3 separate regions of the Homo sapiens genome follow, and regions 2 and 3 are each linked to region 1. The links are chromatin contacts, found by Hi-C or POLR2A ChIA-PET in ENCODE. All regions are on one chromosome and are shown on one strand. The core of a region is the stretch at or near the end of the contact, and the rest is flanking DNA. Distances in the headings are between cores, read along the strand shown.

Evidence for each region. Hi-C counts contacts between places; a loop is a spot of excess contacts on that map. ChIA-PET counts read pairs that join two places held with the same protein, here RNA polymerase II (POLR2A). Pooled maps may share reads with other maps.
Region 2: a map with no recorded cell type shows a loop between it and region 1 (5-fold over the local background). The contact joins two enhancer-like sites. A Hi-C loop is called at or near these places in 2 of 168 maps with a recorded cell type or tissue (GM12878 and psoas muscle), 36 of 37 single-sample maps with no recorded cell type and 16 of 50 pooled maps. POLR2A ChIA-PET finds 5 or more read pairs at or near these places in 7 of 52 experiments (CD4-positive, alpha-beta T cell, GM12878, activated CD4-positive, alpha-beta T cell and 3 more).
Region 3: a map of CD8-positive, alpha-beta T cell shows a loop between it and region 1 (3-fold over the local background). The contact joins two enhancer-like sites. A Hi-C loop is called at or near these places in 18 of 168 maps with a recorded cell type or tissue (B cell, CD4-positive, alpha-beta T cell, CD4-positive, alpha-beta memory T cell and 12 more), 34 of 37 single-sample maps with no recorded cell type and 18 of 50 pooled maps. POLR2A ChIA-PET finds 5 or more read pairs at or near these places in 24 of 52 experiments (CD4-positive, alpha-beta T cell, CD4-positive, alpha-beta memory T cell, CD8-positive, alpha-beta T cell and 16 more).

What each region holds. Positions count from the first base shown.
Region 1 is chr18:63,153,923-63,157,347 of GRCh38, forward strand. The region is part of intron 2 of BCL2 (BCL2 apoptosis regulator); the gene reads right to left. Among named protein-coding and RNA genes, the nearest start is that of BCL2, 160 kb to the right of the region's middle. RefSeq lists an enhancer at 1,163-1,312. Within about 2 kb of position 1,674, at least 22 of the 41 ENCODE cell types and tissues checked have a DNase peak (open chromatin) inside an H3K27ac peak, as active enhancers do; they include CD4-positive, alpha-beta T cell, CD8-positive, alpha-beta T cell, GM12878 and 1 more, where a contact is called at or near this core.
Region 2 is chr18:63,097,040-63,100,464 of GRCh38, forward strand. It overlaps LOC105372161 (a long non-coding RNA gene), which reads left to right. Exons shown (of 3, transcript XR_935570.3): 3 at 1-150. Among named protein-coding and RNA genes, the nearest start is that of BCL2, 220 kb to the right of the region's middle. RefSeq lists enhancers at 1,719-1,848, 1,879-1,948, 1,979-2,038. Within about 2 kb of position 1,697, at least 5 of the 41 ENCODE cell types and tissues checked have a DNase peak (open chromatin) inside an H3K27ac peak, as active enhancers do; they include GM12878, where a contact is called at or near this core.
Region 3 is chr18:63,195,949-63,199,373 of GRCh38, forward strand. The region is part of intron 2 of BCL2 (BCL2 apoptosis regulator); the gene reads right to left. Among named protein-coding and RNA genes, the nearest start is that of BCL2, 120 kb to the right of the region's middle. RefSeq lists an enhancer at 1,610-1,669. Within about 2 kb of position 1,828, at least 4 of the 41 ENCODE cell types and tissues checked have a DNase peak (open chromatin) inside an H3K27ac peak, as active enhancers do; they include CD4-positive, alpha-beta T cell, CD8-positive, alpha-beta T cell and natural killer cell, where a contact is called at or near this core.

The DNA.
Region 1 (3,425 bases), core at 424-2,923:
ATGAAGTCTTCATAGTACAGAAAGGATTAAGCTATAACCCTATTGTGAAGCCTTTAGGCTCATGACTCTTGAATCTCTTTTGAACCTCAAACCCTAGTTTGCGACCAAACAGATCTGCATATCCATCAGGTACATCAAACCCAACACAGCACAAAGGGAACTGATTACACCTTCCCAAAATCTGCCTCTAAGGGTCTAATCAGCCCCCTTGACAGCCCTCAGCCTATATCCTAGCAGAAAAACCGGGGTGATCCTCAACTCCTCCCTCTTCTTTTCCTATGGACACACCATCACTGTCATCTCCACCTTACAGAAGTCTCTTAGGATGTCTCCTCTTTCTGGTCTTACAGAAGCCACTTCTGTTCACCCCACTGCATGGCTTACCTAGACAGTGGCAAGAAGCTCCCAACCGATCTTCCCTCATCTTGCCCCATTCAGCTTCCCTCTGGAGTATTCCCAGGGTGTCTGCTAGACCCACAAAGCAGTTGCGTCCCTCTCTCTTATCCAAATGCCCTGAGTGGCTCCTGTTATCCACAGGGCGAGCTGGCCCTGACCCACGCTTCCAGACTCCCCTCTCCCCACACCCACTGCTTGCCTTGAACTCCATGTGATTACTGGCAGCATCAGCTGCAGCCTCGTTCCTCTACAGATCCTGGCTCACATGCATCCTCAGGCTGGGATGCCACTCTGCCTTTTGCACACCTCTCCACACTCAGCTCAAATACCACCTCCTCTGTGAAGCCTTTCTTGACCAAGCCCCCACCTCCCCATCATGCCCTTTTCTTATTCTGCCCCCTCAAGGCTCACCAGTGAACTCACTGCCACCTGTCTCTCTCCTCCTTGGGGGCACTGGCTACATTTTCTTCATCTTGGTTTTCCCAGGTTCTGATAGTGCCTGGCACCTTGTAAAAGCTGTGTGCATGTTTGCAGAATGAATGAGTAAACACATGGAAATTAAAACTATTTAAACAGGTCCATAAAGATTGTGTTATGCTCAAGGAAGATGGATTCATTACACATCTCAAAAGAACCTCAGGACCTTCTGGGACTGGAATGGCAACACCGTGTGGGGTAAGGAGCCTAGAACGTTCAGTTATGTTCTCAAGTCGTCACAGCTTCACCTTACCCAAGATATCTAACATCTCTGAGCCTCAACTTATTCATCTATAAGAATAAGAGGACGCTACAACATCAACCACAAAGGCTGGGGTGAGAACGACACGGGCTCATGATGCCAAACGTCTGGTGGAGGTCGGCACAGGGCGGGCAGAGGTGGCAAATGGCAGTGTCCTTTGTCCCCAATCAACAGAACTGAGCTGAACATGAGACTCTGAGAAAGGCTCGGGACAGCAGGGCCACAGCACGTCTCCTGGCCTCCAGGGACAGTCAACTTGAGGAGGCGACAAATCTCATTTGCAAAGGTGAGAAACTGTACAGCAAGTCAACAGTATCGGATGAGTCACGAGACAGGACGTGATTGATGTCGGGTGGGCGTGGAATGTGCTGTGCATTGCGTGGGGAGGGCCCTTAGTGGGGGTGAGCTTGGTGGGAAAAGGAGGGTCTCGGAGGGTCCAGCTGCTGGGGTGGAGGCCACAGGGGCCCAGGAGTGCAGGGTGGGCGCGGTAAAGAGACTGCCGTTGTTGCCTTTAGGCTGTTCTGCTGCTCTCTGCTTCCCCCTGTTGGCTTGGGAGGGAAGAGTAGGGCTGTTGGCTGAGACGGACGTTAGAGCGAGCAGGTGAGAAGAGGCTGGGAGGAACCGGCAATGCAGCGACCAGGAGCAGGTGGTGGAGCGGGGAAGAGAGAGGGAGGGCTGCTTGGCCAGATGCCAGGCACTCTGCCAATTGCAGGCCCTGCAGATCTTGCCCCGAGCTCAGGGTCACCTTGAACCCTCTCCTTTCTTTCTCCAGAGTGCTTGTCGCACCCTCTCCCTTCCTGGGGCCCTCACTCATGTTCTCCTTGGAGGTTAGAGGCCCATCCTCCCTCTCCCAGGACCCTTCCCCGCCTCCCCAGCCAGTGTGGGCCATTGGTGTGACCAAGGTGAGGGGCACTTGGTGTTCTTGGGACTCTTGTTCTTTTTCTTGCTTGAGGGCATTTCTCAAGTAAGACCAGAGATCATTTTAGCCCTGAGTGTCCCAGTTAATATTCATGAGGCTTGCTGAGAAGCCAAAAAAAAAAAAAAAAAAAGGCTTGGACGGCATCAGACGGGCTGGCAGGGGAGGGGGGTGTTCAAAGAGGAGAAGAAAGCAAGAGCCAACATAGAGTCTTGCCCAGCAATAGCATGGAAGGGAGTGGCAGCCCATTGTCCCTCAGGAAAATAAACTGCAAATAACTTTTCCCGTTTGTGTCAATCTAGTGCTTTCAACTTACAAACTATTAGTAGGCTTTAGAACTTAGATCAATTGACATTCTGGGTCAGGTAATTCTTTGTTGTGGGGAGGACGGGCTGCCCTGTGCACTGGAGGATGTTTAGCAGCTTCTCTGGCCTCTGCCCACGACATGCCAGCGGAAACCCTTGTCTAGTGTGAAAACCCGAAATGTCTCCAGGCCGTGCCAAATGTCCCCTGGAAGGCAAAGTCATCCCCATGGAGAACCACTGCCTTAGATTATTGTTAGGTGCTACCCAAATGCCCAACACCTGTACTGGCCCCTCCAGTCTCACCCTCATCTGAGCACTGCAAGAACGTCCCACCCTGGCGTCCACCTCCCCCGTCCACCTGATGTTTACGTAAACAGAAACAGAAGCTTCTTTCAGAAGCCAAGGAATCTCCTCCCAAGTCCAGACGTTGTGGGTTGGGGGTGGGGGTGCAGGAATGCCTCTAACTCTGCTCAGTAACTGCAACCCCATGGACTTCATAATGGCCAAGGGGACTCCACACCCAAAGCCCTCATTCCCCAATTTCCTGGGCAGCCAGGGATCCAGGTAGAAACGCTTGCCCAGGAGGCGTCTCTCTGGTGGAGGAGTAAACCTTGGAGAATTTGCCCTCCGTTTTCTTCCCTCGCTTTCTTCTCCATTTTCTCTCCCAGGAGCTAGCTGGTGAGTAGCTACCGCAGCTACTCATGTGAACATGAATCTGGGGCCACCCTTTTTCAAATTTCAACAGCAAGTCCTGGAACTAAACAAGAAAGCCTTTGCACAAATAAACAATTAAGTTAATTGTGGGTCTGACAAATATTTTGTTTTCCCGAGGAATTAAGTATGCATCTGGGGTTAGGCTTCTGGGCTGAGCCTCTTGTGTAAAAAACCAGAAGGCAAGAAACTGAAGGAATATGGTCAAAGTCCCTTATTTTAAAATCAAGGACACTGAGTCCCGGAGAGGTGAACTGCCTGTCAGCACGGAAAACAGGACCAGACATAATCATGGTACCTTGTTCCAAGTGAAGTTACCTAATGCTCCCTTCCCATCCAAACAAGGATTTGGGATATG
Region 2 (3,425 bases), core at 447-2,946, 57 kb before region 1:
AAAAATAGACTCACATTTTCCTAAATAATTAGCCAGTTGTTCCAGCTCCATTTATTGAGTGGTCCTTCCTTTCCCAACTGATGCGCGGTGTAACCTTTATCATATATTAAATACTCATGTGTGCTAAAAATAAAAAGTCATTTCAGTTGAGTGCTGTGAATTAATCCAAGGAGTTTGCAGAGGTGGCGTTTGCAGCATGAGATTGTCCTTCCTTTCCACTCCTCCCCAGAGACTGAAAACAGAGGGAAGGAAGCCAGGGAAACATTAAACAAGGTCTGCTGCTCTGGATAATGTCTATGAGGAAAAAAAACGCAGGCTGAGATTTTATGATTTAAAGACTATTATGCTGCTTAAAGAACCCTGCAAGAGTAACAATAGCTGCTATTTATTGGGCGCTTGCTCTATGCCAGGCACTGTTCCCAGCGGCCCCGCCATGACGTCACTCCATCCTTACGACCTAACCCTAACCCACGCTATGGACACTTTTATCATCGCCCCGATTTTAGACATGAGGAAACTGAGACTCTGAGACACTGTGTCCCTTACCCCACAGTCATTCAGAAGAACAACCACCCCAAATGTGGCTAAGCCAGCCAGTCAACAAGAGCGCTAGGATTGTTACCTTCTTCAAAACAATACCTCTCAGCAAAGCCATCAAATGTCAACCAACACACCAAGGAAGGTCCTTGCAGATGGAACACAGGGAAACTGTTATCTCACAGGAGTGGTACCAGCACGTAAGGGAGTCAAGCGCAGCAAATTCTAAGGTGCAGAGAAATGGACCACTGTCAATTTCCAGGAACTCATTTCACTCCTGTCTTTTCACATTAATGTTTCTCCTTTCCAGGAAAGCCAAGGAAAAGACTTTTCATCCAACTGGCTTAGGAGGCAAGACAGAAACCTTTTCCGCATAAGATCCTATCACAGCTGGGCAAATTCTGTACCTAAATCTTTGGAGATGAGTGGCCTCTCGGTGTTTTCATTATTTATAATTAATTGTTCATTTATCAGACTTTGTGGAGTGTCTCAATGGGCAGCGAGGTGTGAGGCACAGGGAGTATGTGGTAAAGCCCTCAAGCCCTCTGCCTTCACGCAGCATCCATTTGGGGGGATGCACCCCCAACCCAAGGCGGGGGTGTGTGCTGTGGTGTCACAGGAAGTGCTGCCTTTCTCGAATGGGGCTGTGTTTACACAGGGCCAGGAGAACTAGATGCTGAATTGGGGTCAGGCTTCAGGAGTCCTGGCTTTTGGGACCACTTTGACACTTCCTGTCTTCACAGCCGTCATCCTATTTCAGGATTCTTATCCCCAAAACAGGAATATTAACACAGCTCCGCCTGTCTCTGCAGGTCATCAAGAGCAAGCACCTAGTGAGTGTGAAAGCATCTTCAGTGTGGGAGTTGCTGTATAGATGCAGAGTTTTACTACTGAAAGGAGGAATACTACTGTTGATTTGTTTTTGTTTCTCGGTTGTTGTGCGTGTGTTTTGTTGTTGTTGTTGTTGTTTTACCATCTTGGTCCTAAGTAGCTCGTTTGCCGGCCCAGCCTTAATGGCCAGTTGGCTCCAAGTCAGAAGACATGATCTCCTCCCCCATTCTCCATGCCATTGTTTAAAGCCCCTCCTGAGGAATGGGCTGCCTTGGTGTTTTGTCAGTTCAAACCACATCCTGCCTGTTTCCACTTTCCATAAGACAACTCGCAACACCGGTGGTTTTCAGATGTGGCCGGCTTCTTGGTGAAGCGATAGCAGAGGCCTTGTTCACAGAAGTGAAAATAATTCACCCAGTGGTTAGCACATCAGGTGTGGGCATTGAGTGTACCCCGCTCCCTGCTTGATCCCAATCCCTGGTTGGGTTTGGGAGTGGACGGCTGCCCAACCTCCTGGCACTGTCTTGACCCACAGCCTTCTCTGGGATGAGGACTAAGCCAGAAGCAGTAAGGACAGAGGTGTCTCAGGCTGTCCAGGCCTGGCCTGAATCCCATGACAGCAAGGGTGTGGCCTGCAGAAGCTGGAAACGACCACGGTGGCCTTCTAGTAACTTTACAGATGAGGAAACTGAGTCCAGAGAGGGCTGGTCAGTTGCAGGCAGAGCCTGGACTGGCACCTGGGTCTCTGGGCTCCAGGCTCAAGTTCATTCTAAGCAGACCAGTTGTACCCATCGCTGTAATTGAAAGACTTGTTGGCATCAACAGAACTAGTAACTGGGTTTGGTCCTGGTGACCAAGGGGCACATCTCCCAGCTGGAAGCTGTTTGCTAAGAGCAAGGTTACGGCCCGCACTGGGCTACCAAACAACAGAGCAAGCCCACGCTCAGGGCATCAGCAAGCAGGGTTATGAAATAAAACAAACATTTGAAAGAATTCGACACTTGAAGAAGAAAAAGAGGAGGTGAAGGAGGGCAGAAGGAAAGTCGGAAGCAGCAGCAGCAGCCAGTCATCATGAGAAAATCAGAGCTTTGTGGGATTTTAAAACTTGTGGTTTGGAAACGTTTTTATTATTTAGATGCATGAGGGCAGACACCACCATCTTTTAAATGTTCACAGGAGGCCAAAGTATGCAAGAGCCACGGCCTAAAGCAGGGCTGTGGGCAGAGCCAGACCTGGGCCGTCAGAGTCCAGGGAAGGGCTCAGGACCGGGCTGTGCAGCGTGTCCCGAGTGTATCACCCACAGCCCCACGATGTGCAGTGGGCAGACCAGGCCAGCAGACACATGGCCCTCTATCTCTACTTCCTTCTGGGAGGGTCTGGGAGGCTAAGGTAGCCCTGACCATAGAAAACATGGATTTTCCAAGACGTCTTCCCTGGAGACTTCTGCTCTTGAACAATGCTTATCTATCACAAGGTTGAGGGCTCTCCTTATCTTTCAAGAGTATGAGGTGGCCTGTAAATGCTTCACTTATTAACTCAGCTCTGATTCTCCCTGGGAGGCCAAGGGCTGAGTGAAACTCTAACGTGGGCATGTGGACAGCTTGTGGTGCCCTGTAGCTCTGCACCATGGGCCTGCAGGTGCACAGCCAGTCCCATGGCCTCCAGAGGAGCAGCGCAAACCCTTAGCCTGGGTGGGGAAGGAGCACAGCGCCAACAGAACTACTGCTGGAGTGGGCCCCTGTCTATCACCAGCACCTGGAAGTGCCCCATCCCAGGCCTGTCCCAGCCCGGCATCTGAGCTAATTACAGCTCCGTTGTGGGGAGAGTCAGCCGTGTCAGTTTAACTGACAGCCCAGATAAGAGGTACTGGGCAGAGTCTCACAGGTTGCACAACAAACCACTCTGCCAACTGAGGGCAGAGGCAAGTCTTTTTCAGTCCCTATGGTCAGAAACGAATTTCCTGGATGGCTGTCTTCTCCACCTCCTCTCCATCTCTTATTTTTAGTTTTCAGGTTGGTCTGAATTAGGTTTTGGCTTTTTGGGGGTGGGGTGGGGGG
Region 3 (3,425 bases), core at 578-3,077, 42 kb after region 1:
TTTAAAATTCCATGCAGGAGGGGAATAAGAGTTTGTTAGCATTCAATAAAACTATAATTTAACCAGCTTTTAGGTACAGCGGAATCAGCAGTTAAATTACAGCACTGGACAATTCTCTATTTTACCTTGTGGCTATTTGTCGAAGTGTCTTATTTCCTCTTGGAGACCTAAGCTCCTTGGGAACAAATGCCAAGTTATCTGTATCCCTGTAACCTCTACCAGACCTGGTACACGGTTTGTTTTTTGTGTTCAATGAACCACAAAGAATCTTTCAGGAAAAATCACTTGAGAAATATTTCAGAGTAAGAGGAAATCAATGCATAACTTGTTAAAAACTATTTTCTTAGGCTGAAAGATATTTCAAATACACATTTTAAAAGGTTCATTTATGGAAAAAGTTCAGTTGTGCAGGCTCTGAAATGAGATTTAGCCAAGAAAAGCATCAATACTAATTAAGTATTGATAAAGAAGGAGGGGGGAGTTTAGCTAGGTAACTTAGTCACTTGGTTACTAAAACCTTCTTCTCGATGGAAAGAAACCATTAGAGATTGAGCGACTCATATTGAAGGAGGAGCTATAATGCAATCGTTTCTCTCTATGTATGGTCTTTTTTTTGGCTTTGAAATAAAAGGGTCAAAGGTAAATGAGCCTATTGAAAATTAATGAGAGCTGAACGCTGCATGCTGTTAATATGCTCACTTAACTCAGGCATCAAGAAAGAACCGTGCGGCCCTTTATCATACGGGATAAAATACAAAAGCCTTTATATACAATTTTTGTTTGTCAATTAAAAATAACTAAATAAAAATTTTAAAAACTTTTTTAAATAAAAGCTTTCCAGGAAGGTTGGGCGCAGAAGGACCTGAAGTTTCCTGCACATGGAAACATCATAGTTATGAGTTTTTCTCAGCTTGGATTTCCTGTATTTCTCAGATTTCTTAACTCCACAGTGCAACTTACTTTCCCTCTAACCATGAATATGCATCAATCAGAAATTCCAATATTTTAGCATCTGAACTCCATCTTCCTAACTGCATCTCATCATCAGAAGTAGCCAAAAAAAGGTCTTCTTCAAATCTATCTTCTTCACGTTTTGATTTCTTGCAACAGAAATAGGATGACGATAAATACAGGTGAGAGAAAATAATGTTTTCCCGAAATAGGTAAGAAAGTTATGGCTTGTTGACATGTGGCTGCCAAACACACATGGGTGGAAATCGATTTGAAGGGTTTGGGTCTGTGTAAAGATGCTGCATGACCTTCAGAGTCCAACCCGGCTAAGCGCCCCCTGCCACTTCCTAGCTGTGTGACCACTGACAAATCGTTCACTTTCTTTGAGCTGCTGTCTCCTGGTCTGAAAATGGAGCAAATGCTCGTACCTGCTACAGGTGTTCAGGGCTCAGACAGTGCAAGTCACAAGCTTATAGCAGCACCGTGTCTGTCATGTGGTGAGAACCCACTACATGGTGGCTATTTCTGGTGTCATCTTCTGCAGCAATTTGTCCTGCTTGAATTGTGCAGAATGCAATCAAATGCCAAACTCTTCTTGCATTTTCAGTGACAATCCTCTGGTGACAGCTACCTCAGAGGACGGTGTCTGTGAGGCGCCAGTCACTCCTACAGTTGACTCCCCCATGTCCACGTCTGCTCAATCAGGGGAACGGTCACAGCAGGAACAGAAAAGGGAAGGGAGAGAGGAAAGGAGGGAGGGAAAAAGGGAGAGAAAGGAGGAAGAAAGGAAGAAGGAAGTGAGGGAGGAGGAAGCTTTCATAAGATGATGTAATATTCAATTTCCCATCCTCATTCTTTGCCAATCGTCACCAAATATTTTGAATTCAAATGAAAAGCATGTTAGTCAGACATTGAGGGGTGAACCTGTCCCCTGTGAGAGAGCATAGTTTTGTTGGCAAATGGGAGTGGAGAGTAGAAAAGAAATATAAAACAAACAGAGACTCCAGTTAAACTGATCTGTCTTCCTCAGTCTGGTGTGGGATTTTCTCCATTGAAAATTTCTGTTTCTTAATATTGTATCATAAGGTGGATTTTATTTGAGCTTTTCAGGTTATTTGGTCTTTCTTTTGTAAGAAAGTAGTTTATTTGTTTTCACAACAAAGCAGAGTGGCTTCTGGTTGAGGAAGGAGAGAACTATGAGTTGAAGGAAGACGGTTTTGCATGACTATGCTATGCCCCTGTATACGCAAAGATGTAGAGACACACACACACAGACATACACACACACACACACACAGAGACACACACAGACACACACAAACACACACAGACACACACTGACATAGAGACACACACACAGACACACACTGACACAGAGACACACATAGACACAGAGACACACACAGACACACACTGACACAGACACAGAGACACACACACAGACACAGAGACACACACAGACACACACTGACATAGACACACACAGACACCCATTGACACACAGACACACATAGACACAGAGACACACACAGACACACACTGACACACAGACACAGAGACACACACAGACACACACTGACAGAGACACACACAGACACACATTGACACACAGACACACATAGACACAGACACACATTGACACACAGACACACATAGACACAGACACACATTGACACACAGACACATAGACACAGAGACACACACACAGACACACACTGACACACAGACACAGAGACACACACACAGACATACACAGACACACACAGACACAAAGACACAACAGACACAGACACACACACTGACACACAGAGACACACACACACAGACACACACAGACACAGGGACACACACAGACACACACTGACACAGAGACACACAGACACAGAGACACAGACACACACTGACACAGAGACACACAGACACACAGACATACACAGACACACATAGACACAGAGACACACACAAAGACACACAGTGACACACAGACACAGAGACACACACACAGACATATACAGACACACACAGACACAGAGACACACACTGACACAGAGACACACACAGACACACACTGACACACAGACACAGAGACACCCACAGACATACACAGACACACACAGACACACACTGACATACAGACACAGACATACAAAAGACACACACACTACACAACACATGCACACATAGAGACACACAAATGCACACACACAACACACACACAGACCCATGTACAGGCACAGACACAGAGACGCAGACACACACACCACACACATCACATAGACACATACACAGACACGCACAACACACAGACACACACAACACACACACTACACAACACATGCACACAGAAACACACAGACAAATGCACACACACAACACACACAGACACATGCACAGACACAGAGACACACACATATACTACACAACATGCACACACAAGACACACAGGCACACAGACACAGAGACACACACAACAC